Regions from separate parts of the Homo sapiens genome. Here region 2 is linked to region 1. Evidence: chromatin loops called from intact Hi-C (ENCODE). Cell type or tissue: HCT116. All regions are shown on one strand. Each heading gives the region's core, and the rest is flanking DNA. Links, peaks and the distances in the headings are about the cores only. Region 1 overlaps SLC6A15 (solute carrier family 6 member 15). Region 2 overlaps LINC02820 (long intergenic non-protein coding RNA 2820).

Region 1 (17,141 bases), core at 3,949-11,948:
AAGTGAATTCTAGGTAGCTTGTTTGTTATTATTTTTAAAGGACGCTCTAGGAAAGTAATTGCTATTCACTATTTTGCTTTCGTATTACTTTTTTTTTTTTTTTTTCATTATCACAGCCATTGTTCTAAAGCTCTCCACATCTCTTGGCTGGATCATAGCAAGAATTTACTGTTGGCTCTTCTCTCTGCCGTTTAACTGTCCAGCTGTGCTATTTTCCTTTTCAAAGTATAACTGATTTCAGGCTAACTTATTACCACTCATCATCATATACTAGCAGGAATGGCAATAGTAGTAGTAGTAGCAGCAGCAATAGTAGAAGTAGTCATAATAACAATAATAATAAATGATGATAAAGATGTTTCTGACAAGAATTAGGGTAAGAACAGTAATTGAAGCCAATTATTTATTACAAATGTATTTTGCTTTGGGTACTGTGATAACTACTTTTTATACTTTATCCCATTTAATTATAAAAACCACTCTTGAGAAGTAATTTTTATTTTCAGAACCATTTTACAGATTTAAAATAAACAGGTTTGAGGAATTAGTTTAACTTATCCAAAGTTTCGTGGCTATTAAGTTCTAGTATTTGGAGTCAAATGCAAGTCTGTCTAAATCTAGAGCCCATGTTCTTTAACTGCAACACTATAATGTCTCACCCCGTCCTAGTCCCACCAATTAGTCAACTCTTTTAGGGCAGAAGTCTGTCTAATTCATCTTTGCTTCCTGTTACTTTATATTTAATTAAAAATTTTAGTGACTTTTTAACTTGTAAATTGTAGCTGATTTTACATTTATCTTCCTGAAGGAAACTCTGTATCATTTTGTCTTTTGAATTTGTGAATATACTTGTTAACACATCTAAATATCTTTAAGTCTTTGGCAATGTTATTGTATTATATGACTAAATAACTTCGAATTGTTCAATTGTGTATGTCTTCCACTATGTCAGAGCCACATTCCCGTCACATTATAAATGAAGGAGTGGATTCTTAAATAAGACCTAACCATATTTATATGATTCCTAACATAATATCATTTGGTAGAAAGAAAACCAACTGTGGTCATCCAGAGAAGCTCAAAAACTCTTGTACTCAGGTTCTCTTACTACCACGTTTTGTTTCTGTTTCTTCTTAGTCTGTGTCTTAGCATCACTTAAAGAACTATTCATCCTTTTCTTATCACAGAATCTTGGGGTTGTTCTTCTCATGTCATGTAGTGTAAATTTATATAGAAAATGTAATACAATTTATTTAGTACATACATTTATTATTTTAATGAGAATGCCTCAGGAAAAGACTAGTATTTGGGCAATATTTGAAGAAAGAATTTAACAGGCACTGATGGGGAGAAAGCTAGCTGTAGGTAATGTGAGCAAAGATGTGGAAGCCAAAATTGTCACAATTCCTCAATCTGAAACAATGAGTTAAATATAATAACAATGACTTTATGAGGAATTAAAGGTTAAGCTTTGTGTTTACCTACTAAACAGAAAATGCCTCCAAATAAACAGTGTCACAAGTACAGAAGAGAGAAATATTGTTTAAGGCTAGCACATGGAAAAACAACTTAGAGGATTTAGCAGCTAAAAGAAGAATGAGTCAGCTGGTGATGTGCTTGGTCAAAACACACAGTCATACATGCATATACATATACCCCAAAATGCTAAGTGGAAACTGCATGAATTAAAAGAGGGGTATGATAGGGACATTGTCCTTTGGGCTAGGTAGGCACATATCAGTTGGACCACATCTGCAATACTGGATTTTACTGAAATCTTGTATTTTCCTTTTTATTATGAGAAATTTCAGCTCAGTGATCAAAGTCTTCAAATAGTTAAACCAAAAGAAGAATAGGGCTGCTTTGTGTGGCCATAGAGAGCAAAACTATGATCAAATAGTGGGTATTATGGAGGAGGTTGTGATGGTGGTAAGCCTTCAAAGAAAGAAAGGCCTTTCAAGAATCAAACTTGATAATAATGAAATCAGTTGCCTCAATGGTAGAGAGCTCAGCATCACTGGAGGTGGTCACACAGAGGTAGCATGTGCCCTAGTTACAGAATCTATTAAGGGGATGACTGTCTCAAATATGTAGGACAGAAATGAGAAGCCCCAAGCTTGCTTTTAACTCTAAGGTAGTATTTTCTACTCTGACTACTTTCCTGTTGTTACTACTACTATGCTAAATACTATGCATACATTATCTTGTTTATTCTTTCTATCAGCTAGATAATTTGCATATTTTATCCCCATTTTACTGCAAAGTTGACAAGCTCAGGGAAAATAAATAGTTGGCCAGAATTAAGCAACCAATACATGATAGACAGGGCTAAAACTGGGCTACAGAATTTTCAAAAAGAATGATACATTCTGAAGGTATGTTTATAATAAACATTTTTCATATGTAAAACAATGGTTTTTGTTTTCGATTTTTTAAACACTTTAGTAAAATGAAAATGTTTTATACAATCTTTTGAAAGATAAAATAGTCTCTCTTACTAACGTACTTGCTTTGACAGGCATAATAGTTGTCAAGGCCCGGGGGAGGGGTCTTAAAAATCAGTCAAAGGAGCATGTTTCTTTGTATCATTTCCCAGTTTTAAAAATGTATACTTCTTGGACAATGTGTAATAATCATTCACCCATTCATTATTATTTTGAGCAAATATTTATTAAGCACTTACTATGTTCTAGACACTGATCTAGTTTTGGAAATACAACTAACAAGGTAAACAATGTGCCTGTCCTCATGGAGTTTCCATTTAGTGGCAGAGGCAGCAAACAATAAACAAATTTATAAAATAACTTCAAGTTATAAGACGTAACGCATGGAGAGAAGAAAGTGGTTGGTATAAATACAGTGAATAGGTTGAATTTAACTCATTTTAATAATATTATGCAAGTGGCTGTTTTGGTCTAATAAGATTAGAGCCATATGAGTGAATGCAAATAATTTGTGTTTATAAATGACACAGATATTTAAGTAACCTGCTGACTCCTAAGACACATCTTTTTAAATCATGGAATTTAAAAATGAAATATTTTGTCCTCTTACCTGCTCACAGAGGAATAAAATTGATGTGTTGCCTTCTTAATATCACTTAAATGTTTGAAATATTGACTTATTTTTCTCCATCTTGTAGGCTTGAAATGTTCTTGTAACTTATTAGGAAACTGTGTTAGAGTCTTACTGAATCCAGATCAGTGTCCTTAAGAATTTAAATGTTTGTTGAATTAATAAATGAAAATTGAAATGTCTGGACATATAATTAGAATATAATTTTCAAAATACTGCAGAATAACCATAAGCTTGCAATTTTAGGAATTGTGTGCAGGAAGAAAAACTCAAATTCCTGTAAATCCTCTCTCAATGAACAATATATTTGAATATCTGCTATTTGTCAGGCACTGATGGATATGCAAAGAGTAATAGGCCACAGTCTGTCCTCATGGAACCCACAATTCAATGAATGAATTGTGTACAAGAAGAAAAACTTAAATTCCTATAAGTTTTATCTTAATGTGCAATATGTTTTAGTATTATATTATTGTACAACCATATTGCAACATATTGTAATGATGATTAGAACATACTAAGTGGAGTAACAGAAGCACATACAAAGTGTGTGATAGTGGCCAGGCGGTGGCTCACGCCTGTAATCCCAGCACTTTTGGAGGCCGAGGCGGGTGGATTGCCTGAGCTCACAAGTTTGAGACCAGCCTGGGCAAAACGGTGAAACTCCGTCTCTACTAAAATACAAAAAATTGTCCGGGCATGGTGGCAGGTGCCTGTAATCCCAGCTACTCGGGAGGCTGAGGCAAAATAATCACTTGAACCCGGGAAGCAGTGGTTGCAGTGAGCCGAGATTGCACCACGGCACTCCACCCTGGGCGACAGAGTGAGACTCGGTCTCCAAAAAAAAAGAAAGTGTGTGATAGTGTAGAGTCAGCAATTGCAATTAAACTGGATTTGCAAGAAGGCTTCACGGGGGATGTAAATTTTGGAGTAGGGTTCGATGGTTGAAGAGAAGTTCACCAGCAAGTTCACAGAGAACTGTGTGTAGGCACAGACAACAGCATGTACAAAGCTCAACGACTGCTGAGTATTTCTGTGTGACTTTTGCATACAACTTGTGCAGCTTGTGGAAGACGAAGGATGATATGCAAGTTGACTGATGATATTGGAGGCTCTGTGGACTCTTGTAAAATGATGGGCTGTTAGCTAGCAAACAGTGTGGAACCTTTGAGGATTTTTAATAGTTCAGTGATAGCACCAGATTTCTAGAAAGATCGCTCTGGCAACTGTGAAAAATGGATTTCTGGGATGCAGAGGAAAGCTAACAGAATCTGGAGGCAAGATGAGCAGGAAACTGTTTTCATACTGAAAGGTGTTGTGCTATTGAGAGGTGAAGCAAAGGGACAGATGTGAGATTTCTGTGGTAGAATTAGCTGGGTGTGGTGATCAGTTGGTTTATGGGATTTGAGGAAGTGGGACATACTAAGGGTAGATTAGAGTATTTTAGCCTCGAATAATATGAGTACAGGAAGAATCTTTTCTTAGTACCTAATTAGAAATTATATTAAAAATATAAAGATAAAATATAAAATTAAAACAAAATTAAAAAGCATATTTTATTAGATAAAATCATAATCAGTCTATCTAGACTTTATAATGTATAATCTTCATTTTCACTTTTATATAAGCAGAATTAATGGAAGTCAATTATATTATTTATAAAGCAGTACATTTGAGTTTTGTTTAAAAACATAAAAAGAAGCTATTGTTCAAAAGTGAATCCATGCTTCTGGCTAGCCACAACATTTCTGAAGAAGAATCATAAAGGGGATTACTTTAATTCAAGTGAGATCAAGGCAACTGCCAAATTTAATGAATGCCAAAAGTACGCAGGGAGAATGAAAAAATCCATCCGAAAGCATTCTGATTTTTTAAAAAATCAAAAAATTTGAGTGAAGGATTAATCAAAGGATTAAACCAATTTGAAATTATTAAAAAATTATGTTCATTACAACCAATTAAGTTAAAATATAATTTATTTTTAAAATATTGTGTTCTAAAGTATGCTGGCATTTTATCCATATTTTTTCCTTAAGGTGTGCCATGTGTTTATATATGATTCTTAAGTGGGTAAAACTAGAGAGTGCCCCTTATTGTGTTGCCTTATATTAATGTTGTTTGTAGTTATTATTGAATTCAGTATCTTTTACCTGCCCGGAAGCATCATCTGCTATGGCACTTTTTCCTCCATTGTTCCAATTCTCCTTCCATTCCTTCCTTCCACAGATACATATGATAGAGTTACTATGTCAGCAACTGTGTTAGGTGTGTGAGATATGGTAGTAAACAGAAAATATCTTTACCCTTACTAGCTTATACCCTGTTAGAGGATACAAAAAATAAACACAGAAACACATAAATAAAATTTGAAAAGTGCTAAGTGCTCTAAACAACAACAACAACAAACCTAGGGTAATATCACTGAGGGTTGGCAGGGGGCAGATGGGAGAGAAAGGATAGAAAAAGGCATCACCTTATTTTGGGTGGTCAGGGAAGACCTCAGGGAGAAGATGAAGATGAGACTAAAATAGTAAGGAGGAGCAAGTCATCTGCAAATAAGGAAGAGGTGCTTCTGAAGGAAGGTGCCGCCCTGCATCTTAAGGCTGGCTGAGCTTGGTAGACTCACAGGATAGCAAGGGCCTGAGTGGCCAGAGCTCCATGGGAAGAGTGGTGGCCAGGCAAGCAGGCACTCTAGGGTAAGACTTTGCAGGCCAGAGGGTGGAATCAGCACTTCACTCCAACGACATTAGAAATTCCTGGAGTGTTTTAAGCAGGGTATGACATAAACCAAGGGGCAGCCAGCAATTCAGTTAGGAGAATATTATGGATAGTCCAGAACCATTTCTAGATGTTTGGCTTTACTAATGGGATGGAGGGTGGGGCCATTTTCTGAAATAGAGATGGGTGGGAATAGCTTTGAGGGAAATTCAGAAGTTTCCCTCTGGACCTGAAATATTTTAGAGACCTATTAGGCCTCCAGAGGAAGATGTCAAGGAGGCAGTGAATGTCTGAGTAGCACACTTCCTTTTCTATTATAAATATTTGCTGAACTGTTTAACAGTGAAAATTGCTGAAGCGGAAAGTAAAATCTTTACACGTTTGATTGTTTGGGTTCTGGAAGATACAGCATAGGAACAATACTGCATTGAAAGCTTTACAGAATCACAATGAAAATTTGGTTAAAAGAAAAAGAAATAGGACTTTATTTTGCTACTTAGAACAACAACAAAAAAGTAGGAATTCATTAGGTAGTTAGTGCCTGTTCATTTCTGTCTTAAATATTTCTTGTTTTATGAACTATAAGGAATCAACACTATTGAAGCTACACCATAGCTGATGGATTTTTTCAAAGGAGATAGTGTGTTTTAAATGTAAATTGTATCTCAAATAAAATCTTAAGGCTGAATCACGACTCATAAACCATTCTTAAAAAATGGCTTTAGAAGTTATTAATAGTTTTATTAATCCTGTCATGAAACAGTGACTGTCAAAGTACAGAAACTAACATATAAAATCTTATCTATAAAAAAATGGTCATTGTATCTCACTTATTTTTATTTTTATTTCTTTGCAGATCATATATTTTAGTTCTCTGTTTCCATATGTGGTACTTATTTGCTTCCTCATCAGAGCATTCCTTTTAAATGGTTCAATTGATGGCATTCGCCACATGTTTACCCCTAAGGTATGTACCATATTTCTATTTAAGGCTTATGATCATGAAAGCATTATGTTTATTGTTAAAATATTCTAAGTTATATTTAAGGAATAATTGTTCTAATGTATGTACATTAAACTTTTAAATTATAGTTGTTAACCAGTCTAGGAAAAACCAGCATTTTTTATGTATAATTATAGCCATTTATCTCCATTTTTTATATCCCATTTTGATTTTAGAGTAAGGCTACCACTATTTCAACTTCAAAAATCTCTCTTTTATAATAAATTTATTTCTAAGTTTTATACTGATTAGACTTCAGAATTTTTCAGTCTTCCTTAACTCTTTCCCCTTTATTTTAGTGGTTTTTAACCTTTTTGTGTCATGGATCCCTTTGAAAAAGTGACGAGGATTTTTTTTCCCAAAAAAAAAAATGAACATATTAATTTGCTTAGTGTATCTGGAAGTTGACTGATCATCTAGAATCCATGGACCCTAAAATAAGATTAAGAGCCCTAAAATACTCTCTCAGAGAAAATAAGTGTTTTCTTTTCTTAGTTAATTTTTTTGAGGTTTTGTAGTTTTGTAGCTTCTGGAAGAATATTTATAGTAATCAGCTTGTGAAGTTCTGTAACTTCTATAGATGCATATATATTTTAGGAAAATTCTCATTAGACTCCATCAAGGGCTCAGAACTTATAATCCATCATGCAACTTTGTAGAGCTAAACTCAACGGTGGGCCCACTTAACCTGGTTAATCATAAGTGTGGGCTTAATCATAATTTCTTATACTGCTTTAACAGGGACCACGTTTTTGATTCTCATATATATATATATATATATATATATATATATATATATATATATATATATGGTGCACCCCACTATTAGTTTGCTAATACTATCATAGGCAGACATTAAGATGAAACTGTCTAAAGATACGATTTCAAAATTAGTTTAGAAATTAAAAGTTATCTGAAGGATGAATGTGCAGGCAGCATTGTGCTGTGAGATTTGGGCATAAGGGATTAGCTTCTCTGGAATTCTTTGTCACTCCTGGCGGCTGCCTTGATACTGCGTAAAAGAAGCTGTGTTCTTTGTGTGTGTGGTTCTGAGTTGGTATTCATTCTGTAGTAGCAAAAATGCTGACACTGGTGTCTGGTTTTCTCAGCTACTTCAAAATTCCTGTTTAACATTTAGAGTTCTTGGAACTTCTCTGTGAACAACTAGTTAAGATTTACGAGTTTCAGCCACACTATAATTTAAATCTGCTACAAATGGGCCACACTTAATGACCAAAAATACTTATATGTATAATATTGAAGAAAATGTTTTCTGAGTTCAAGACAACCAAAATTCTGTGTGAATTTCTAGAATATATTCTCTTTCTAAACTGACAATTGCTTGTGACAAAATTCTAAACATTTGATTTAGCTAGATATTTTAGAATTTAAATGCTTATATGTAATAATTCTATATGGCCCCAGTACTGAAAACTGCAGCATGAATTAACATTTCTGACCTAGACTAGGGATCACTATTAAAATGTTAGTTTTCCTTCAGCTAACTTTTCATTGAGTGTTGATAAGACTCTATTACATTTCTGTAGGATGTGATACTCAATATGAGAAGTAATTGTAATTTTTAAAAATTTTACATTGTTTATGTAGGGGAGAAAGTACATAAGCACATCAAATACTTGTGAAACAGTGAGTGGAGATTTAGTTCAGAAACTGGGCTGCTGGTAATGTCTTTAGTTAATAGGTCTTTTCTGCCATCTAGTGGCTAAAGCAGAGATAGACAGTTGAGTGTATTTTAATAGAATATGATGTAGCAATGGTCAGTAAACAATGTGCATATGTTAATTGTTCATAAATTATGAAGATAATCATGATTATGTTTAATAAGCATATTTCATAGATTTTAATAACCAAAATTAGTTGAAGCAATACATCCTATTGTTTGAGAGAATATGGATTTTGGAATCTACCTATGTTCTTATTTCATCTCTACCTCAGAGCTGCTGTGTAAACTTAGGCAAGTTACATAACCTTCCTAAGAATCAGTTAATAGTGGCAACAACTTCGTGGGTTGTTGTGAGTACTAAATGAGTTAAACCATATAAAATGCTTACCGGTGTGTATGCCGCTATAGCTCATCTATGTTATCGGTTACTGAGCATTTTTAGAGTGTGGTAGGCACCGTGGTAAGTGGTACACTTCTTATTATTCTGATCTTTCTGAAGAAGCTGAAACTCAGAGAGGACACGCCATTTGCCATTGTTTGCACTATTTTAAAATTACTAAATGGCAGAATCAGAATCTGAAACTCTCTGTAGAATTCGTGTTCTTAGTCATGTTTGACATTGCTCTCAATAAAGGCAATTTGATTGTAATGGCAAAAAGAGATAAAATGCCAATTTAAACGCTATTATTACTGAAATCAAAAGGAACTGTTTATTAAGATCTGGGCCACACTTGGCTGATCTGAATTGTTTCATTTAAGTTTTGATTATATACAGTGATAATTATCTAAGACATAAAGCACAACTACATGAAATATCTGTTCAATATTTAATATCTGTTCAATGTCAGAACTTTGGATCTGAAAGAGTATCTTATAGACAATATAGGTGAATTTCTTCAATTTTCAAAGAAAAATCTTTTAGCAGACTTTTGAATGAATGAAGAATACATATGTGAATATGCAAAGTACAAATAGTTCAACTCTGCGAAGTTTATAATTGTTTTCTGCTTCGACCATTAGATTAACAGCAGAAAACACAAAACATGGAGTGTTAGTGAAGCAACTATTAACTTTTATTGGTAATTGACCTGTTTTGCTATGGAAAGAAAAAAAGACATAATGGGAAATGATTGAGGATAATTAATTTTTCTTCATATTCTCATTTCATATTTCCTTTGATATTCTTAAAATATTTAAAAACCACCATGTAAGTAGAAAATCCCCATGTACTTAAAATCTCCATGTAAAGGACTGATCAACTTTCTTACTCATAATTATTTGTTTCCTAAAAATAGATGTTTATGCTTAAGAACATATTATTTCCCGATTTAAATAAACTTTGGATGCATAAATATCATTGTATACTCCATAAACAGTAAATTCCATAAAAATTAATTATTCTGAAACATTATTTTGTAGCTGATTCTATTATGTTTATTTTTAAACAGCTTGAAATAATGCTGGAGCCCAAGGTCTGGAGAGAAGCTGCTACTCAAGTGTTCTTTGCCTTAGGTCTGGGATTTGGTGGTGTCATTGCCTTTTCAAGCTACAACAAGAGAGACAACAACTGCCACTTTGATGCTGTCCTGGTGTCCTTCATCAATTTTTTCACTTCTGTCCTGGCAACATTGGTGGTGTTTGCAGTTCTGGGCTTCAAAGCAAATGTCATAAATGAGAAATGCATTACACAGTATGAATATTAATTTCCATTTGCCTTTTTTCTTAGTTTTTATCTTGTTATTTATACTTTTATTGATACATGATAGCTATACATATTTATGAGATACATGTGATAGTTCGACACAAACATACAATGTATAATGGTCAAATCTGGGTAAATGGGATAGTCATCACCTCAAACATTAATCATTTCTTTGTGTTGGGAACATTGCTCATTCATTAGCTTATAATGGCATAGTCGTTCACAAACTATACACCAAAGAACTCTTATGTGCTCATTTGTATGTTGTTTTATTTTTCAGAAATTCAGAGACGATCATGAAATTTTTGAAAATGGGGAACATTAGTCAGGATATTATTCCCCATCATATCAACCTTTCAACTGTTACTGCAGAAGATTATCATTTAGTTTATGACATCATTCAAAAAGTGAAAGAAGAAGAGTTTCCTGCTCTTCATCTCAATTCCTGTAAAATTGAAGAAGAGCTAAATAAAGTTAGTAAGCCATGTTTGAGCAATAAAATAATTATCATTCACTTGAAATATGCATTATCCAGCAGACTCCCTTCAGGAAAAGGGCCTTAAAATGCCCGAAGAAGCTCTTAAAATGCCCGGAGAAGCTCCTGGGCATTATAAGTCCTTCAGAATTTACATTCTTAATTTTAGAGAATATGTTTTCTTAAATGGTAAAGATTTGCTTTATTTTAAAAAGTTATTTCATTGATTGAGCCACAATAATTTAAAATATGAATATAAAGTGATTTTCATCATAGAATGATGATTAGTCTGAAATCTTTCTTGCTATAATTTTCAATACAGAATTAGAATTATGGCTCTCATTTACACATACATGATTGCTTTGATGCATGAATAATATTTAAAATAGAAATTTTAATAGTTGTGTTCCACAAGTCATGATCAAGTTCTTTTTTTTTTTTTTGAGCCGTAGTCTCTCTCTGTCGCCCAGGCCGGGGTGCAGTGGTGCGATCTTGGCTCACTGCATCCTCTGCTTCCCAGGTTCAAGCAATTCTCCTGGTCAGCCTCCCAAGTAGCTGGGATTACAGGCACATACCACCACACCTGGCTAATTTTTGTAATTTTAGTAGAGACGGGAGAAGGCGGTTCACCATTTTGGCCAGGCTGGTCTCGAACACTTGACCTCATGATCTGCCCGCCTTGGCCTCCCAAAGTGCTGTGATTACAGGCCTCAGCCACCGTGCCCAACCGATGAAGTTCTTTTTCTTAGCTATGTTGTATTAAATAAGAAATAGGTCACCATTAATAAATGTCCTTATATTGGCTGCCACTGTCTCCTGTATGTCGAAAAGGAAAATATAATGGAGAAATTAGTCACTAATTATTTGCTTTAAGATAGTTAACTGTACTTGAGACTAACATAAAGAATCATGTGTGGATATTATTCATTAAAAAGTAAAGCCATCATTAATATAAAAACCTTGAATTCCTTAAGGAAATATTTAATTAATTACTAATGTACCGTTCAAAGTTTTTTTTTTTAATTCTCATCTGTCTTTATGAGACAACACAACTTGAAGTTTGGTTATAGGTACAGTTAGTTAGACAAAGTAAGTTGTTATTTTACAACTCAATATTTGTGATATTTATAAAATAAACTCACATTAATATTTGCAAGTAATTCAATTTCTTTCTGCCCAATTGGAGTATCTGTCTTTTTATTCATTTTGTTATTAGTTTTGACTGGAAATTCATTGTGTCTTCTGAATTATGCAAACCAGTATATCAGCCCAACTTTTTTTTTTTTTTTAATCAGGGAGGTAGGAATATCAGAAGTAAAAAAAGGTAAAGATGTAGGTTTTTTAAATTAAAAATTGGCTTTTTATAATCTACTTATTCTGTTCACATCCTTTTATTTTGCATTTGCAGTTTTCTCTTAAATCAAAACAAGTTTATTATTCATAGTGTATATGTATATATATATATAACAACAATTGATTGAGCCACTTTGAGGTAAGGTAAAACCAAATTTTTAAAATCTTTATATATGAGCCAGAAATAGTTGTATATATATATTTGTATTTATATATCTATGATAATATGTCACTATTCATATTCATAAGCTTTAACAAAACCAAAAATATTATGTATTCTTTAATATAGTTTTTCATTCTAGGAGCCTTGTGAAATAGTTAGTATATACAACACAATCGTGTACTCTGTTTATTAATTATAGGCAAAATTTCATTATTTGGATCTGCTTGATCTAATTAAATCCAGGTTCTGAGAATGACAACATGATTTATCAGGTTAAGAGCTGATTTGAGCATGTCTATTTCCAGCAGTCCTGGCCATTATTCAGAGATCTTTCCTCCTCATTGTAACTGACATATAGAGCCATTGTTTAATAATTACTCTGTACTAATGTTGCTATTTTGTGTATTTTGCAGGCTGTTCAGGGGACCGGCTTAGCTTTTATTGCCTTTACAGAAGCGATGACACATTTTCCTGCATCTCCCTTCTGGTCAGTGATGTTTTTCCTCATGCTGGTCAATCTAGGCCTTGGCAGTATGTTTGGAACCATTGAAGGGATTGTCACGCCTATTGTGGACACTTTCAAAGTGAGGAAAGAAATTCTTACTGGTGAGTTTTTTGTATTTGACTTTTCATTGAACAAATCCAGGCCATTTTATTCTTGGTGAAAGATTAGAGATGAAAAGTGGAAAGTCTTATATTTTGAGTTTTATTAATGTCTATTATCACTATTTATTATTGTATACATTGTATAATTTATTTTATTTTATTTTAATTGTATAATTTTTATTGTATGTATAATATAATATGGATGTTTTAATATAAATTATATTTTATCATTTATAATAAATATTTATTGTTATAATTCATTAATAGTAATGCATTATCAAGAATGACTGACACTAGAATAAAGTCATGGACTGTTTGTGTATAATTTTTATACAAGTCAAATAATCATAATTAGAGCAGTTCAGATGTGATATTCCTATCCAAAAAGTGCATAGCTGAAAATGATAAACCTAAATCCCGTTCTCATATACAGCAGCAGTAGTAATTTACTAGTAGTTAATGTCTCCAAGTAGAGAAGAAAATAAAACAATTTATCAATATGGATGGTAGTTAATAGGTCCAATTTACAAGTGATTATTAAAGTACCAGTTTAATGCATCATACTCCCATTTAAGGGCTATAAAGGATATAAAATAAATTATAAGAGATATACAAATATATAAAAAACTCTTCTCCAAAAACAATAACACTAAAATTAAAATCAGATTGCATAGATAAGACTTACAGCATGTAAAATACTGATAGCATAATGGATTTTACATATAAGAATTCAAAAGAGTCTAGGTCATCTAAATATACGATGGAACTGTCAGAGAAAGAGATGAAAGTTGAATTGGAAAGAGGAAGGATCTTCTCAAGGGTCAGAGGATAGCTAGTAAACATACATAAATGAAGATAAAGGCAACAATAAGAAAGCCAACCATACTAGAGTACAGAAACAATACTGGTAAGTGATGTAAAATAAGATTGGATACAAATTTTGTAGAGATGACCATGAATGCTGGGCAGTGGTGTGCAATTCCCCAAGGCTTTTTTTTTTTTTTTTTTTTTTTGAGACGGAGTCTTGCTCTGTCGCCCAGGCTGGAGTGCAGCAGTAGTGCGATCTCAGCTCACTGCAAGCTCCGCCTCCCGGGTTCACGCCATTCTCCTGCCTCAGCCTCCCGAGTAGCTGGGACTACAGGCGCGTGCCAACACGCTTGGCTAATTTTTTGTATTTTTTTTAATAGAGACGGGGTTTCACCGTGTTAGCCAGGATGGTCTCAATCTCCTGACCTCGTGATCCGCCCGCCTTGGCCTCCCAAAGTGCTAGGATTACAGGCGTGAGCCACCGTGCCCAGCTCTTTCTTAGCCATAAAAAATTTACTAATAATATATGTCTAAATAAGTCTCAAATATATACCTTTATCATTTGCTGCTCTGATAATTATGTCTGTATGTGTTTGTGCATGTGCATGTGTGTGCGTGTATAAAACAATTTAATTTCAGCAGTCTGTTAATATTGATAGCTATATATCCACAATTCAGCTGAACAGAAATGAGAAACTGCTTTATATTATTCAAGAAAGTGATTTCCACTTAATATGAAAATCCATATCCTGCCTGACATGCAGGCTAAAGTCATTTTTGTATTCTTATCCTTGCTCGCCATATCCAAACCGTCCCCTCCTGTAGTAAAAGGCTTGCAGGTTAAGGAAAAAGTAACAGTGTAAAGGGAAAATCACACAAAGTAGTATTTTCTAAGACCTTCTGGAAGACTTATTTGGAAAGAGCAAAGGGGAATGTACCCTCTTTCCCACTTCTTGTTTTTTGGGATCATACTGATACTTCAAATCGTAGTCGTGTTTGACCTCAATGAAATATTACCTCATTTTCTTTGGTAGGTGTGTTTACTTCTTTATGCAGTAAGATTTAGGCAAATGAATTACTCATTATCTTTTTCCCTCACATCTCCAGCAAAACTCTTACTGTCTGTACCACTTATAATGCACTTTTTTATATTTGCCTCATACTGGGGTGTAATTAGGAGATAGTGAAAGTGACACAGGCTGTTGAGGCAGACAGATTTGGGTGCAGATCCAAACTCTGCTACTTCCAGCTTGAGAATTTAAGCACATTACTTAACGTTCTTCAGGATCATTTCTCTCATCTGTAAACAAAGTAATACATTGTTCAACTGGGATGTCATAAAAATTAAGTAAGAGAATGCAATATTATTTTATACTGTGATAAGCATTTAAATTTAATATGCAGTAGAATCCAAGTAAATGTTACTTTTCTTATTCTACATTATATGTTTACATATGACATTCATTTCTGTAAGATGTAACTCACAGCACTAGTATAGTACTTAAGAGATGGAGGTAATTTCTTCATGTCACACATACTTGCTGAAATTGTTAGGGAGTGTTCATATGATTGACTCCGTGGATGTCTTTTTTCCTTAGCTGCCATTACTACTCTACTTCTTTCAAGTTTACTCACCTCTGCCGAAATGTGGTTGAGAAATGGAATGCAGTCATCTTTTACCTTTGGAGGCTTCTCTGCTAATGAGCACAAAAGAACAGAGTCTAACAAAAATATGGGAATATTATATGAATTTCAAAAACTTTTCTAAGTAGTAGCTGGTCAGAAATTTATGCATCTGTTTCTTAGCTATTACTGGGGAAACTCTTTTTAGATGATTTTTCTTAGATGTTATGTGGATGATCAGATTGCTCAACTCCATTATAATTTGTTTCCAAACTAATCTGTTCAGGCAAGATAAAGATATAAATGTGGATTGTTGCTGAGGTTAAGTCTGGTCAGATTTTTCCACTTATGCTTGAAAAGTAACCATATTTCAATCAAATATATAATATGTATATTTCATAATAATATAAGCAATATTAGTCTCATTATTAATTCAAAAATCTCATCTATATTTCAACACTGTAGAACATTATTAAATGAATAAATGACCTATAAATATTTGGTGCCTGAAGAAGTCACTTTGCTATTAATTATACGAATAGAGTATGGAAATTTATACTTTTAAATTTTTCTCTAAACTTTGACTCATTTATTATTGTACTTGGTAAATGAGTTTCCACGGGCTCAGGGAGATGAATTACTGTCTTAGAATAAATTTGTATGAATGTTGAGGCTACACCCAGGTAACCTAATTCCTAATAGGTTATATGCCATGTATCAGGAAAGGTATTGCCTGTTTATATGATGGACATGTTATAAAAGTTTTAAAAGTTTGAATATAATAATTTATAATAAAGTTTAAAGGCCTTGTCTCTGAATAGAGTCTCATTTTTTCATTTATTTCTTTTGTCTAGTTATCTGTTGTCTTCTGGCATTTTGTATTGGCCTGATATTTGTGCAACGCTCTGGAAATTACTTTGTTACAATGTTTGATGATTATTCTGCTACACTGCCTCTGCTAATTGTAGTCATTTTGGAGAATATTGCTGTATGCTTTGTTTATGGCATAGATAAGTAAGTATATTTGCTTTTATGTATTCACTTTTAATCTCTAGTTTGAAAACATCAATTATCAATGTTCATTTCATTTAGAAGAGGAAATAAATGAATAGAGGGAACAATTCTTTAAAAAATCAAACCTTTTGCAGGCTCTCACTGATTCAACAGTTTTGGTAAATTACATTTCCCTGTTGGGCAAATAGAATTATATAGGATGTAATAGTATGTAGAATTTTAGATCTTTGATTTGGTCCTGGTTATCAAATAGCTAACTTTCAGGATTTAGTAAGTATTGGCAGAGTTCCAAGAACCTTAGTTTCTTTTGAGTTCTTTATTGTTATCTACATTTCACAGATAAGGAAAATCAAGCTTAGAGAGACACCCTGTGACTTGCCTGTCACCCACCTGGACAGCAGCAGACCTGGGACTCATGTCCATTTCTGTTTAACTCTAAAGCTTATCTCCTAATTATATTGCTAAATTGATTTATAAGAGGAGTGCATGTGTCATAATGCCTTATATAGCAGGACAATATTGGGAAATGATATTTTCCCAGGTCTGAGATGTATATGTCATTTGCTGCACAGAAACATTATTTTTATATAGAGTCATTACTTAAATTCACTATACGCATAAATAATGAATAAATTCACTATTTATTCATAAATTCATATCAAATACACATACTTTTCACACCATTCAGGTACACTGATGTGAAAAGTGTATGTATTTGAAATGATGTGAAGCACCAGAGTTCTCTCAAGGGAAAAAGACCTTTGGAGGATTTGTCCAATACTTTTTATAGTCACTGTCTCTAATCACATACATGGACTGAGAGGTAGTAAGATCACCAAGCTCATTACAGCCCTATGTAAAGTAGTAATGCATGCACCTTAAGTGAAGGCCAGAGTCCTTTTAAGCAGCATAAAGAAT
Region 2 (17,141 bases), core at 5,405-13,404, 570 kb before region 1:
CTATGAACAAAATAGAGTTCCAATTTTAAATAAGTTATATTCTGTTGGTGAAAAACAAGGAACAAAGAAATAAATAGGGAATGTGTTAGGTAGTGAAAAGTGCCACAAAATGACACGAAATAAAATCAAACAGGTAACAGGATAGAGCATATCATAGGTAGGATTGCTATTTAGGCAGAGAGGTCAAGGAAAGCCTTTCAAACTGGCCTTTGAGAAGATGCCTAAAGAAAGTGAGATCAACTCATGTGAAGATAGTATATGTGGGAAGTGCATTCAAGAAAGAGAAGGGTAAGAACAAAGACCCTGAGGTCTTTGTGGACATCTTTGAGGAACAGGTAGTACAAAATAACGAAAACAATGTCTAAGTTTAGTTTTGGCTGCAGAGTGGTTAAGGTAGGCTGGAGGTAAGGATAGTAAAGTACATTTCAGATAAGTTGTGTATCATGTCCTAATTTTACTTATGAAAGGAATATGATCTTTGTCGTACAAAGAAAACTAGTGGCAATATAATCAATCTCATTGGTTATAAAATATTCAGTGGAGTACCTAAGTGAGCATACTCTAGAGACAGAATGCCTACATTAAACTTCAAAAGGCACCATGCAATCTTGGACAAATTTACCTCACTTGTATGCCAACATTTTCTCTCTATAACATCACTGAAATGAGGTATCTGCAGGATTGTTGTGCATGTAAAGGCTTGATATGAAACCTGACATCTGTTAGATAAGCAAAAACAAAAGAAGAAATTCTCCATTATCTTACCACAAAATGCTGAAATGGGAGAGTTCCCATTATCCCCTTCTCAGGGCATGCAACATGGGTGTGGTTTGCTTCTTCAGTGCCCCACTGCTCAAACCCATAAAGGAAGCATGCAGACGGGCAGGTCCTGGGGAGCATTTCTGGACTCCCACCCCATGGCAGCATCTAGGGTTGAGTGTTTATAGCTCCTGAAGCCCTAGTGGGTGTGTGTTACAGTGTGCTCTTTCAGTTTTGCCATCTGCAGGTGGCTTGTGTTAATCAGCTCAGATAGACCCTCTGCCTTATCACAAGGACAGAGGGCTTTCTGTATCCTGGGTTCTTGCCCTAGTGTACCAGAAGCATCGGATCAGACGTGGGTTTGGAGGATGAGCGCAAAGTTTTATGGAATGGTGGAGGTAGCTCTTAGCAAGATGGATGGGGAGCCAGAAAGGGGATGGAAAGGGAAGGTGGTCTTCCCTGGAGTTGGGCTGCCCAGCAGCCAGACTCCCCTCCAACTGCCCCTGGCCAAAGTTTCCTTGGCATCCACGTCACTCCACCATCTCTGGCCTGCCACTGTCTGCTGGTGTCTGTCAGTGTCTTCTTCTGCTTCTACTGATATCCAGCCACTTGGGTCTGTGCCCCAGGTTTTTATGAGCACAAGGTTGGGGGGTGGGGGGTGGTGGGCCAAAAGACAACTTTTGGGGCACGAAAACAGAAATTCCTGTCCTCATTTAAATCCATGGACACAGGCCTGAGGGTGGAGCCCTCACCAGGTACCCCACCCTTCTCTACCCAGCACTTCCCTGCCCGCCTCCCGTATCAGTGCCAAATGCTGGATGAATTTCAAGAACATGAGAAAGTAGATGGTATCAAATGCTACAAAATACTAATAATTAAAATTGGTCTTTAGGACTTATAGAGTTAATATAAACACAAGAGTAAAAGAAAACAGGTTGCATGTGTTGAAACCACATATTTCAGAAACAGAAATATTTAGGAGGTAAGAATGGCTGAAAGTTGGTGGTGTGATTTTCATTTAATCTTTTCCCTGGATACTTGAGGTAAGAGGGGAAGGCACCTGAGAGTCAAAGAGATAAATTGGGAAGGTGGAAGGCATACAAAGTTGTAAGAGGCAGACCAGAAAGGAGTCAGGTTTATAAATGAGTTATGGAAAGCTGTGTAAGCACAACAAAATGCTGACATTCTCCTGCATTAAGACCCATCTCAGCCCACCATCTCATCTAAAAGTTCTAGACATCCATTTCCAAGACATCTTAAAAATAATGCAATCTTTTACTGATTATTTCTTGCAGAAGACACAAAATGAAATTAAATCACATAGTACATGTCAAAAACTACTCTTTAAGTTATTACTTCCTTTCCAAAAGTTTTATACTCTTCATGTACTCTCAAATCTACCCTATCTCAGCACACATTCTTAGGTCACACTGAATCTACATTTTACCTCTCCTCTCACTGGAATTTTCCCCCTGTATGATTCACATGTTGATGTAGACCTATCAAGCCATTCCCCAGGGTTCTATTATTTCTATCCACCACTCAATATAGCAAAGGAAGAGATTCTTCCATCAGACCCACCCTCCACAGACAGCAGAGGAGATAAATAATATAAATGCTTATAATTTAAAGCTATTGCCTCTCTGAGAAAGAAAAGTTGTATCAGAAGATTGCACAGAGACAATATCTTTGGAGGAAACAGAAGACAAATGCACTATAATTAAAATACTGTTTTTAGGTTTATCTTGTACCATTCATGAGTATTTCAGATTATGAGATTATGTTTTCTTTGACTTGTTTAGTATGAAACATGCAATTAATGCCTTAACCTCCCTTTTAAAATCAATTCTTAGAAACTAAGTAAACACAAATTATAACTTACAGTGATAGCATTTTGATTTTAGATCTTTGGTGACATTTACTTTGCAGGCCGTTGAAGACACTTATCTGAGTTTCACCTTAATCTATTAGACTGGAATGCCACAAAGGGGTCAGAAAAATAAAAGAGAATCATTTTATAAAGCTATTATACATTTTAAAATAGCATGAAAATCATTTGTGAAATGAAAAACAAGAGGTAACTGTCTTCTCTTCTTTCCATAAATGAATTGTAATCAAACCCCTTTGCCTGAAATTGCTCAATATACTTGCATTATCACAGTATTCAAGGCAGTAACTGTGGCACTAGGATTGTTAAAAATCTACTAATTCAATTTTTTTTTCTAAAAGCTTCCCCCATGTTGAGGTTTCTGCCAGTTTCTTATATTATATTGCTATTCATTTGCTAATCTTTAAAAAAATAATTTGACTTCCTTAGGAAAAGAAACAGTAAGTAGGCTACCAGTAAGTAGCACTGCACTATTAGCAGCAATACTGTTTAATTTCACATGTTCCATATTCGAATTGAGATAGAAGGTGACATCTGAGAGTTGTACAGTTGCTGTCAAGAAAAGGCTGAAATGCATTTCTCTCTAAATGTATTATAAAAATACACATAATTATGAATTCTCATGAAATGCTGGAAAATAACAGCCCTCTGTTGGAAGAGGAAGCATAATAACCAATATGTCTCTATTTATTTTTGCTCCAACATGAGGGTAAGGGGTTTCTTTGACAGTCAGTGATTTTCAAGCAGGTTTAAGAGATAGAACTCTTGGTGATAGGTAGAAGGGTGAGGATAGAAACCAACAACTTTCTTATTTTCTGAATCTCTGCTCTCTCAATTTTAATCTGACCAGATATTTGGATACTGATAAATTTTTGCATTCAGCCTAGTCCCATAAATCATAGTGCCTTACAGAGTCCACAAAATTTCCCTACCCAAATTAAAGTGCTCTTAATTTATTACAGCAAAACATTGTGTCCATTCTTTATTACATTTGTCGAGTGTTTTTCTTGTTTATATCTACCCTTCCTTTCCTTATATCATTCCTCAATGCTTTCACTGTTAAAGCCAAGTGGAATGTAAAACAAGTTAACTGAATTTAATTAATGCAAAGGAAATGGCTATCCTAGCAAGAGAAACAAAGTAAAAGCTTCCAGAATTCCCTTCACTAGTGAATGAGACTTTCATGGACGTAGGTAGAAGCTAGGAAGCATGAAGAAAGAGAGGAATACATTCATAGATAAATTGCTTGGAAATAATTTTTAAAGTATTAAATTATTTAAATAAATTTGTTTTAAACCTATTTATAATTCTAATGGTAGAAATTGCTCATTTCTGAAATCCCAATTTGGAAAATACAGCAAAAGCTAAAATGTCTGGAATGAGTAGAGATTTAGATATATTAAATAATAGAATATATATAAATTATAATATTCAAATAATCGGAATATTGCATCATATTTACTATTAAAACTTAACTTGAATGTGTACATTATTGTTAGATAAAAGGATTTTATGGTCTTTCCATTTTGTAGATTATTTCCATTTTGTAGATTATTGGTCATTTACAAAATCAAAGCAAACTTTCTTACACATAACATCAGATCATATTTACTTGAGATGAAAAATATGTGAAATACACAAAAGCCTAAAATCTTAGAATTAGTGGGAGCCTGAACTTCCATCTAGTCTAAACCTTTTATTTTATAGACGAAAAGTGTTCTAAGAATTGGTAGTCAAATTCAAAAATCAGTTAAAGTCAGAACATAAAGTCAGAAGAAAGTTGTGATTGGGAGATTAAAAAAATTGAGTTAGTAATCACGAACCAGTCTGAAGATTGTAATTAGGTGTACCGTGAAAGCAATAGGTAACAATGTGACAAGGACAAGAACTTCCAGTCCAGCCTGGATGTGTATCTCAGCCCTATCAGATTTTAACTTTGTGAGTTTGGGTAAGTAGTATTTTGAATGTTGGTCTTAATTATCAGCATATTTTCTATAGCTTGTTATATGTCAAAAATATGGGGAAAATTAAGAAAAAAATACGTTATGTAGTAAATGAGACCATTTTTACCCTAATTTCTTTTGTTTGAAAATTATCAGACCTATAAGAAATTTGAAAGAACTCCTACATGGCTTTAATTTAGATTCATCAGTTGTTAATCATTTGCTTCATTGATAAATATAGTTGCATATGAGATATAACTATAGATATTGAGTATTCACATAGATATAGTCATAGAAATAGAGGTAGGCATAAATATAGATACAGATTTGTCTTCTTTTCCAGAAAAATATTGAGAGTAAATTGCAGATACGATGATACTATACTCCTTATTACTTAAGCATCATAATACTTTCTATATTGTCTCATAATGACACAATATTCTCCTACATAATCACAATAACATTATCACACTGAAGAAATATAATATTAATGCAATAATAATCATCTTATATAAGAAATCTTCCCAAGTATCTCAACAATTTAGATTATAGCTGCTTTTTTCCCTCTAAATGATGATCAAAAAATTAAATATTATATCTAATTGTCTTGTTTCTTTAGTTCCTTTAATCTAAAACAGCTCTTACTTTATATTTTATGACATTCACACTGTAGACTCTAGGCCAGTTGCATTATAGACTACCTTGTAGATTTGTTTGTATTTTCATGATTAGATTCAGATTAAATATTTATGTCAACAATACTATATTTTAGATAATGTTGTATCCTTCCCATGGTATCATATCAGGGGAAATATAATTTAAGCTTATGCCATTACTGATTATGCTAATCTTAAACACTTGGCAAAGATGATGTTCACTAGATTTCTCCACTGTAGAGGTACATACCTCTTCCCGTTTTAAATTCATATGTAATCTATAGTGATACTTGTGATCAGTTGAGCATTAAGTTCCCAGACAACTTTTTACTCAATGGTTTTAGTATGCACTGATAATCTTTGTCTGAATCAGTTATTACAATTTTGGTTACAAAATGATGATGCTTAGTAATTTATACATTTATTTGTTTGATTATTTGTTTTAATTTCTAAAAGATATCCAGCTCATTATCAAAGTTATACTAGATATATGTAAGGAACTAAATACACTTTGTGTCTGACTTGGTTAGAACATAACAATAAAAGTGAAAAAAATGAGAAAAACTATGAACTTGGTATTCAAATAGAATATTTTAAATGTGTTTTTTATGGTCATTTACAAAATCAAAGCAAACTTTCTTACACAGCCATTCTCTTACCTTTTGGTAAAATGCTGTGGAACTCCTAACGCAAATTCAGTGAACCCGATTTAAAAAACAATAGTCTAAACTAGTAATTTGACTTCCTCACAGAGTAGAACAGTGGTTACTAGAGACTGAAGAGGTGAAGGAGGTAGGGAAGATGGGGACAGGTTGGTCAATGGCTACAAAGATACAATCAGAAAAGAGGAATAAATTCTGGCATTCTACTGCATCAGACCTGTGCCAGCCTTTTTGGCACCAGAGACAGGTTTCATGGAAGACAATTTTTCCATGGACCAGTGGTGTGGGTCATGGTGGTTTTGGGATGACACTGTTCCAACTTATATCATCAGGCATTAATTAGATTCTAATAAGAATAATAAGGGGTGCAGAACCTAGATCCCTCGCATACGCAGTTCACGATAGGGTTCTCTCTCCTATGAGAACCTAAAGCCGCTGCTGATCTGACAGAAGGTGGAGCTCAGGCAGTAATGCTCACTGGTGGCTCACCTCCCCTCCTACTGTTCCAGTTCCTAACAGGCCACAGACCCATAGGGGTCCAGGACCCAGGGGTTAGAGACCACTGTTCTATTGCACAGTAGGGTCAGGATAGTTAAGAGTAAGGTATTATACATTACAAAATAGCTGGAAAATAGGCTTTCGAATGTTCTCACCACAGAGAAATGATAAATGCATGAAATGAGGGTTATGCTGGATAACTTGATTTTATCATTATACAACATATATGTGTGTTGAAACATCAAACTATACCTCATAAAGATGTGCAATTATAATGTGTACATTTTTAAAAAAGATAAACTGTTTTCTTGAAGAAAATTATACCTCTTAAATTATAAACAAAACAAAAATAATAATCTGGATTATAAACAGCTACTGCATACTTATTTTTTATTGCTATAATTTCCAGTTTTATTATTCCTTAAATATTAATAGGATGTAAGTTTAATGGGGCAATACGTTTCCTCAGGACAGTGATATTGATTTATATAATTTATTTGGTTTCCCACTGGGCCTGATATCATTATGCATATATAGATAATGTATTTCAAAATTTTTGAAGAATGAATGAGTAAATTAATGAATTCCAGCTGCCCACCTCCCTGCACCTCTATTCCCTGGTAACCACCTTTCTACTCTGTGTTTCTAAGACTTTTTTTAGATTCTGCATATAAGTGAAAACATAGGTTTTTAATATTTTCAGCAAAGAAAATAATAATAAGTTGGTGATATGATGGATGTATTAATTAACTTGATATAGTCTTTCTGCAAAGTATACATAGATTAAAACATTACATTGTATTCTATAAATATACACAATTATTATTCATCAATTAAAAAAAAGAAGCAGAATAGCCAAACAATACTGAATAAAAAGAATAAAGCAGAAGGCATCAGATTACCTGAGTTCAAATTATACTGCAAAACTACAGTAATCAAACAGCATGGTACTATCATAAAAACAGACACATAGGCCAATGGAATGGAACAGAAAACCCAGAAATACATCCAAGAATTTACAGTCAATTGATTTTTTTTTACAAAGGTGCCAAGAACACACATTGGGGAAAGGATAATTTCTTCAATAAATGGTGCTTGGAAAAGTAGAGGGACATATGCAGAAGAGTGAAACTAGACTCCTATCTCTCACCACATACAAAAATCAAATCAACATGGTCAGATTTCAGGTCTTCAATATAAGATCTGAAACAATGAAAGTAGTAGAAGATAACATTGGGGAAATGCTTCAGGACATTGGTCTGGGAAAAATTTCTTGAGTGCAACCTCAAAAGCACAGGCAACCAAAGGAAAAAATGAACAAATGAGATCACATCAAGCTAAAAATCTTTAGAACAGCAAAGGAAACAACAACGTGAAGAGACAACCTATAGAATAGGAGAAAATATAAGCCAACTATTCAATTGACAAGGGGTTAATAAACAGTCTATAGAGTCAAGTGAGGTGGCTCACTCCTGTAGTTCCAGCTACTCTGGTGGCTGAGGTGGGAGGATTTCTTGAGCCCAGGAGTCCAAGGCAGCAGTGAGCTATGATCATGCCACTGCATTCCGGCCTGGGAGACAATGACCTTATCTCTAAATAAATAAATAAATGTATTTTTTAAAAAAACAGAATATATAAGGAACTCAAACAACTTGATAACAGCAAAATAAATAATTATATTTTTAAAATGGGCAAAAAATCTGAATAGGCATTTCACAAAAGAAGGTCTACAAATGACCAACAGGTATGTGAGAAAATACTCAACATCACTAATCATCAGAGAAATGCAAAGGAAAACCGCAGTGAGATATCATCTCACCTCAGTCAAAATGGCTTTCATCAAAAAGACACACACACAAAAAAAAAAAAAAAAAAAATGTTAATGAGGATGCAGAGAAAGGTAAATGCTAATACACTATTGGTGGAAATGTAAATTAGTACTGCCACTATGGGAAACAGTATGCAGGTTACGTTGAAAGCTAAAACTAGAGCTACCATAAGATCCAGAAATCTCATGTCCAAGCAAATGTCCTAAAGAAAGGAAATTGGTATTTTGAAGAGGTGTTTGCACTCCCACGTTTATCACAGCACTATTCACAATAGACAAGATACATAGAGAAAATGTAGTACGTATATACTATGGGATATTCAGTCATTTAAAAAAAGAATGAAATCTTCTTATTTCCAGCATGGATAGAACTGTAGGACGTTATGTTAAGCGAAATAAGCCAGGCACAAAGAGACATGTATTTCATGTGCTCATTCATATGTGGTAGCTAAAAAACATTGATCTCATGGAGGTAGAGAGTGAATGATGGTTACCAGAGACTGGGAAGGAGAGTGGGGAGGAGTGGGGAATTTGGGAATAGTTAATGGTTAGAAAAATACAATTAGATAGAAAGAATAAGATGTAGTGTTCAGTAGCACAATAGGGCAACTATAGTTAACAAGAATTTATTGTATATTTCAAAATAACTAAAGAAGCGGATGTAGTTGTCTTCAATACAAAGAAATGACAAATGCTAAGATGATGGATATCCCAATTGCTGACCTGATCATTACAGTGTGTGCTTACATCAATATATCACATGTGCTTCATGCCTATGTACAAATATTATGTATTCAGAAATATTAAAACAAAAAATGTAAAAGTAAATAAATATATTTATTTTTTAAAAAAGAATTAAATTTCTTTAGGATACAGGGAAATGTACTATACTACCATTTTTTACAATTTTTAAAAATATACCTGTATATTATTACCCACAAGATGGTGCTATTTTCCCAGCAGCGAGACCAAAAATAGTCGTGTGGTTTATATGTACAGCTATAAAATTCAGTACATATGACTGAGGGAAAATATTTTCCTATTTGAACTGGAAACACAATTTTTTTCTATTACTGTTCTAAATGTCTGTCTTCCTCCGTAAACTTTTTTTAGAATGTAAATCTATTTCCTAATACTTCAGTTTCACAACCAACTAAGGGCTCAATGTCTCCACATAAATGCCTAACAGTTTTCTCAGATTCAACACATCCAAGATTAAGCTTCTGATCTTCTTCATCACTCTCACCCAAATCTATTTCATCAACAGTTTTCATGTCTCATTGGATAAAAACTGCATCTTTCCCACTACTTGGGCCCAAAAGTGCTGGAGTCATCATTCACTTCTCTGTTTTATCAATTTGTTCTTTTTTTGTTGTTGTTCTCACATTTCTCTTGCTATCTCTGTCTGCCTCTCTCTCCATATCCAATATGTCGGAAAGTCATGTTGACTCTATCTTCAAAGTATTCCCAGAATCTAACCACTTCTTCTCACCCCTACTGCTGTTATCTTCTTTTTAGCCACCATTACCTCCCTACTGACCTCTTCATTTCAGCCCCTGTTTTCCTGCAGTGTATTCTTAACCTAGTAAGTAGTGGGTCTTTTTAAATCACCACTCAGATCATGTCCCTGACCTGCTCAAAACATGAAAATGTTCCTGTTTCACTCAGAGTGAATGTCTAAGTTCTGGTTCCCTACTACCCTTCTGGCCTCAACTCCTACCATTCCCCACTTCTCTTATTCACCCCAAACCACACCCCAAGTCTTTTCTGCAGACAAAGCAGATACACAACTCTGCTCTAGTTCTTTACTTTGTTTTACTTGGAATGCTGTTCCCCAGAGTACTACTTGGCTGCTGCCACACCATCTTCAAGTCTTTCCTCAAATGGTGCCTTCTCAATGAGTCCTACCTAGCCTGCCCCACCTACATCTTCATCATCTCCATGCTACCTCTTTCCTAGCACCCTGTACAGATTACTTACTTATAATTGTTAATGCCTGCCTTCCTCACTCCATGAGAGAAGAGGTTCTGTTTGTTTATTTGATTTCAACCAAAGTTCTGAAATAATAAACTAGTAGATGCTCAATAAATACTTATTGAATGAATAAGTTATACTCTAAGCATTAATAGTGTTCAGTCAAAAGAGATGAGAAGTTTTTCCTTATAGAAATATGAAAAAGAAAACTAAAGAAGATATCAATTATATTACATACATGGTATCAATTTTAATTCAAAAGATATTTATTTACAACCCATAATATAAAACATATTTTCAATAAATGGCTACCAATAAGCAAAATAAATATCTCTAAAGTTTGCCAAAGCTCACTTGGCATTACATGCTATAAGTTGATATAACCCCTCCTTCTGGAAAAGATAATAGGAGCTAAATTAGGACGATGCAGTGAGCCAGACTGGGTTTCCTAGAGTATGTATTTCCATAACACAAATGCATTTGTTGCATAAAGGCATAGACATTTTTATATTTCACTTTAGCTTTTGGTTTGATGTGATTATGTTTTAATATGGCTTTCATGCCTAGTCTGTATATGTGTAACTGTGGTGGAATCAGATGTCGCTAAGTGTCCATTTCTCTGATTCAGTAAGACATCCCTGTGAGAAGTCAATCCAAGGTAAGTAGTTTTTAACAATTACATTGAATTGGGGTCAGGGATTTCCAAACCAAAACAACTTTTGGTCACATTCAATTCTGTCATAGTCTTTTGGATATAATTTGAGGCTAAAACTATATGTTCTACCAATTCGATGATTTTTCTTAGTTTTACTCACTACTTTAGCTAAACACACTTGTTTTTCGCCAGTTATTTGACTAAATTGAAAAATAAGTATTTAGTAAGCTCTAAAATTAGTTAAACTGTCAAAGCTGGTTATGTAGACTCAATGAAATTTATAAAAACCCATGTTCCCATTTCTAAGAATAGTCTCTTAGGCTCCCATACAGAGGAACTTTGATTGCAACCCTGTCCCTTCATTGCCATAATCATGGTCACAGCTTTATTATTATCATGCTTTATTTCAAACAATTTTTCAAAAGCAGAATGACTGAATAATTTTATCAAGTATTTGTAGTTCATATTTTATGCATTTGTCAAGTTTTTAACTGTAAAAGTTATATAAAGAAGTACAAAATCCTTTTTAAAAATTGCTTAATTTATGTTTTCTAATGACTTAGGCTGACAGTTTATGCTTCACATTTCAAATTCATTGGGGGAGCGGGGAGAAGGAAGGAAAGAAGAAAGAAAGAAGGAAGGGAGGGAGGGAGGCTAGATTTTATATAATTTAGATATATTACCATCAGATGGTGTTCAGAACTCACATAATAAAGTTAATTCAAGGCATTCTGCCTTTTAGATAATATTCTCTGATCAAGCCCTTTTGCTTTTTCAGAATAAACTTTCTACTTGTTTATTGTCACATTTATAATTTCTCATTCAAAATCCTGAGATAAACGCTGAGCATGGTGGCACACTCCTGTAATCTCGGCACTTTGGGGGGCCAAGGCACTAGGGAGGCTGAGCCAGGAGAATCACTTGAACCTGAGGGGCAGAGGTTGCAATGAGCCAAGATCGTGCCACTTCACTCCAGCCTAGGCAACAGAGTGAGACTCCGTCTAAAAAAACAAAACAAAACAAAAAATCCTGAAATGTTCCCTAGTATAAAAATTTTACTTAGTGATAAATTGTTTTAGGTCTCACTACATCTGCTTTGTTTCACTTTTCTTTGTATAATAGAAGGCTTTCAAGACTCCTGCATTATGCAGGGCCATATGACAAGTATTGGCCAAATGGCTGTGCACAGAGTGGCACTTGTCATGTCCAATCCACAGCATTGGAGAATGAGTGTGAGTTCCCTGGCCTTGTCTCTTTCCTTCTTGCAGCTGCCCTGGAAGCCGTGCTTTGAGGTGGTGTGTCCCAGTATTGAGGAACGTCAGTCAGCTGGGGTCCCTGAGTAATCTCCCAGAGCAGTGATTTCCACTGAGCTCACAAGACAACTGCTAACATGTGGGAGGTTAATGTTTAATGCAGCATAGTCTAGCATATCCTGACTAATTAAACCAGTAAAGTAAATAATTGTAAAGTTGTGTTTCATTTTTTAAAAACTCAAGGTAAAATTTGCTACTTGATCACTGTTTATCCTGTGGCTACTAATATATTTCGCATATTCTAAACATTTTAGTACAATAATCCCACTTGAAGCAGGCACCCTGATGTTAACTACGTAAGGAATAATTTCACAGCAGCTTCTATTTGCCAAGTAACAGGATAGGATTGGGAGAACAAACAGGCATCGGGTCCTACTCCAACCAGGTTTAGAATCTGTGGGGGAGAGAGCTAATAGAGAAAAAGCATATCAATCCAATCAGGACAAATTCCCTGGAGGAAGAGAGTGGAAGGCAGTGATGGGTGTGACCGTATCTGGGAACACAGGGAGGGCTGGAAAGAGGGAGCTGGGTAAAAGCTGATACTTGATGTTTGAGGCTGGGATGAAGAGTCATGATAGAACATTTAACCTTTGCTACCTTAATCACCATCTTCATAAAGAAATATATCTACAATCACATCACTGTCTGGATCATAACAAAACAGATACATTTGTAGCCAACATTATAGTTACCAACAACTTGATCCAGGGAATGAGTATTTCAATTTAACATTTTAGGTAGGGGGAAGAAAGCTTTTTTTTTTTCTTATAAATTGAAGTCTAAAGTTGGAAACAAGCATGAACACAGAAAATTAATTCTCTCCCATGACATAAAAAAAATCCAAGAAACTGCACATTTGGCAGGAAAATTCTAAACAGCCTTCAGGTGCCAATATCAGAACAATCTTACACTATGTAGAAAATTGTTAGTTAATCCTTCTCCAAAAATTTTATTTTGTAAAATGAAAGCAAGTTCTATGTTTTAGCTATAGTAAAAGAGTATGTAGTTCTCTCAAATTGCTGGATGATGTGAATTTCAAACAAATTATTTCAAACAGATTTAAACTACAATGTTCCTAATACATGATTTAATCTTTTGCATATATAGAGTGATTTAGGCTTTTGAAAGCATTTTCATATACATTATGTCATTTGATCCTAAATGGTGAAATGTACATAATCATATTTAAAAATACAATACTTACGACAACTCTACCACCCTCAAAATTAAATGTGAATTGAAAATAAACTTAGTCTCTCTGAAGCCAGAGTAAGTAAAATAAAATCAGATTTAAGATACTATTAAATGGCAAAAGACAATGTACAAATCAAAAAATAAGAAATGGAAAGAACCATCACAGATGAGATAGTTCAAATTTCCCAATTGTAGTAATGATCATAATAACTTCATACAGTTTATAAGGCATATTTTAAAATATGCTTGGGACATTTAGATCACAGATCATAAATGGTACATTGACAGGAGACAATCTTCTATCACAGCTTGCCTTTCAGCAACAAATGGCACTTTATAATAAGGCTTTCTCCCTTTTGTCCCTAAACAGTCATCTAAATGCATTGAAACCTATAAGCCTTTAAATAAAAACAGGACGATACAACAGTATTTTACATTTAGGTCCAGATATTATTTCTACCAGCAAGTCTTGCTAAGATTTCACTGAAATAGTTCTCTTAAAACTGATCACTCTGTTTCTACTCTTGATCCTTTCATTCTATTTTCAACGTAGCAGTTGTACGGATTCTGTTAAAGCTTTATTCAGGTAATTCAAGGTCAAACAAGATATGTCACCTCTCTCCATCCCTGACATCTACTACTCTGTCTATCTCACTTCCCTCTAATCATGGGGACTTCATTGCCATTCCCCTGATGTGCCTTAAGGCCCAGATTGGATATATTATTCGTGGGGCCCAGTACAAAAAGCAAAATGCAAGTTTTACTGTTCAAAAATTTAAAAAAATTTCAAGATGGCAAGGGTCTTGTGCAAGATCTTGTGCATCAGCACAGGGTGCACACTTAGGAAACCAACCTGCTTAAAGTATTGAACTGTTTTGTGCTTTCTGCCTGAACACTTTCCCTAGGTACCTCCTAGATACCTGTGTGCTAAACTAGTCATTACTCTTTTTTTTTCTTCCATTATACTTCCCAAACTTCAGTTCTTTCATTAAATACCACATCTCAGGCCTTTCTACCCACCTTATTTAAATTTATAATCTCTATTCATGCACACCTAACCCCTATCCTCTATATTTTTGTTCATAGCATATATTGCTATCTATTACTTTTTTTTTTTTTTTTTTGAGACGGAGTCTCGCACTGTCGCCCAGGCTGGAGTGCAGTAGCGCGATCTCGGCTCACTGCAAGCTCCGCCTCCTGGGTTCACACCATTCTCCTGTCTCAGCCTCCCGAGTAGCTGGGACTACAGGTGCCTGCCACCACGCCCAGCTAATTGTTTGTACTTTTAGTAGAGATGGGGTTTCACCGTGTTAGCCAGCATGGTCTCGATCTCCTGTCCTCGTGATCTGCCCGCCTCGGCCTCCCAAAGTGCTGGGATTACAGGCGTGAGCCACCGCGCCCGGTCTATTACATTTATATTTTACTTACTCAATCTAATTTTTGCCTTCTCCCATCAGAATACCAGTTTCAAGAGAGAAGGTGGTTATATCTAATTTTTACTGCACTTAAAATATTCCCTGCGTTTAAAGTAGTAATACTCAATAAAGGTGTTGAATGAATGAATGAATGAAAATATGATTGGCTTTCAGCAATAAAATGCTAAAGACCTGTGCATCAACAACCCATGGGCTGAATGCTGGTCCGTCTCATGCAGGAAGATTCCCAGGGTTTACTTTGGATCAAACAGGTCTCAGAATATGTACTGTAGTGTATATTATTGCCTGAAAGCTATTGGTAGAATAGTGGACCTCAAGAGCTGAATCGGAAATTCTCAGGTAAATCATGGTTTCTGGGACAACAACCTCAATCTCCTCCCCCATCTACTAGTAAATTATGCTCCACCCTTCCTGGAATAATGAGATCCAGAATACTTAACATTCCCCTGCCTAGGGATGTTCACTTTCTATCCCTTCAGGTAAGTTTGGCTGGAAGGTCGCATTAATTAAATTAACTGTTTTTCTTTTATTAACTTTTGGTAAGTCTGCTTTTTGTTGTTGTTATTGTTTTGTTTTTGTTTTTGTTTTTGAGATGGAGGCTCGCTCTGTCACCGAGGCTGCCAGGCTGGAGGGCATAGGTGCGATCTCAGCTCACTGCAAGCTCCGCCTCCCAGGTTCACACCATTCTGCACCATTCTGCTGCCTCAGCCTCCCTAGTAGTTGGGACTACAGGCGGCCGCCACCACACCCGGCTAATTTTGTTTTTGTATTTTTAGTAGAGACGGGGTTCCACCGTGTTTGCTAGGATGGTCTCGATCTCCTGACCTCGTGATCTGCCCGCCTCGGCCTCACAAAGTGCTGGGATTACAGGCGTGAGTCACTGTGCCTGGCCTGGTAAGTCTATTTTATCTCTACATATGCCCACCTATTTAGATTTATTAAAAACTCTTCTCATGTCACATTGAGAATTTAACACTATTACAAGTGTCATATACAGCTTCAAACCCAACAGTGACTCAAATCTGGTTGTTTTTTATCTATAAGAGCATGTAAACATAGTTGCCCAGCTTCACCCTCCCAGTATTTCACTAAGTAGCTCAAAATCATCTGGGAATAACTTTTTTTTCCTCTAACTTCTCTCCCTTAACTCTAGATCAGCCCTCTGGACTATCCATTAGGTGGCACTGCAAATCTCTGGATAGTTGTCTTGTCCTCCTAGAGTCAGATTAATCTTGTTTTATTTTCCAGTTAAATATGAGTTAATATAATCACCTGGAAATTAGGAGATTGTTGGAGGTTTGTACAGAGGGAAAAATGTGTGTCATAATGCTCTGAGAGAATGAGTGGGAAAGAAAATATTCCGAGAAAATATAATGGAATGATTTGTCAGTTTTAGTACACATTTGAGATTTACAGTAAAGGAAAGGCAAAAAGTCAGCCCTGGTGTGTCTGAGTACATGTATCTCATGAATGTGTGTTTGTGTGAATGTGGGTGTGTGTTTCAGTCCCATTCATCTGCATAGGTATAGTTGTAAAATATGCAGCTCGTTGGATAGTCGCTTTATTATGATGGGCCATGATACTAAACATTTTCTAAATATTATTTGAACATTTGTGGTTTTTGGCCATGAATTTAAAATAGAAGCCCTTGGATTATGGTTGCTTTTTCTCTGATCCCACAATGGTTACATGAAATTTTCTTGGTTTATTCAGACTGCTATAACAAAATACCTTACCCTGTGTAATTTATAACTACAGAAATTTATTGCTCACAGTTCTAGAAGATGGGAAATCCAAGATCAAGGTGCCAGCAGATTTGGTGTCTGGTGAGGGCCTGTTTCTTATAGACAGTGCCTTCTGTGTTTCCTTGCATGGCGGAACAGGCAAAAAAGCTCCCTGGCGTCTCTTTTATAAGGGCACTCATCCCATTTATGAGGGCAGAGTTCTTATATCATAATCACTTCCCAAAGTCACCACGTTTTAATACTGTTGCACTGCAGATTAAGTTCCAACTTATGAATTTTGGGGAGACACACATTAAGACTACAGCAGCAATTCAATCAGCCACTAGTTGTAGAGAATTATCCTAATTATTGATCATAGAATATAAATCGTGCCCATAGATGATAAAGGCATGATGGGTTGAAACATATTGAAAAAGTAATGGGATAAGTAGATTGTAAACCTCAAACGAACTTATACAATTTTTGGAGGGGGGTGCTAAAATATATTTTATAAAAGAGTAGGACATAGGTCAGAGAAAAAAGTACTTGAAATTAACATATCAAGAAGGACGGCAATTATTGGTGATAACTTGTTCAAGAGTATTGCCTAA

Evidence for each region. A loop is a pair of places that touch in the nucleus more often than their neighbours do. Peaks named below come from ENCODE experiments on the same cell type or tissue, not always from the same donor. Only the 100,000 strongest peaks of a DNase experiment are listed, where the experiment ranks them.
Region 2: a loop joins it to region 1, with 10 times the contacts of the local background. A loop is called at or near these places in 9 of 110 quality-filtered maps.

Annotation. Positions count from the first base shown.
Region 1 is chr12:84,866,116-84,883,256 of GRCh38, reverse strand. SLC6A15 (solute carrier family 6 member 15) reads left to right here. Exons shown (of 12, transcript NM_182767.6): 6 at 6,650-6,760; 7 at 9,929-10,170; 8 at 10,463-10,655; 9 at 12,587-12,779; 10 at 16,064-16,223. Among named protein-coding and RNA genes, the nearest start is that of SLC6A15, 38 kb to the left of the region's middle. In HCT116, for the core only: a CTCF peak has its summit at 8,518 (motif pointing left); a DNase peak (open chromatin) is centred at 8,476.
Region 2 is chr12:85,440,794-85,457,934 of GRCh38, reverse strand. The region is part of intron 4 of LINC02820 (long intergenic non-protein coding RNA 2820); the gene reads right to left. Among named protein-coding and RNA genes, the nearest start is that of LINC02820, 130 kb to the right of the region's middle. In HCT116, for the core only: a CTCF peak has its summit at 9,202 (motif pointing right); no DNase peak of the experiment used is centred there.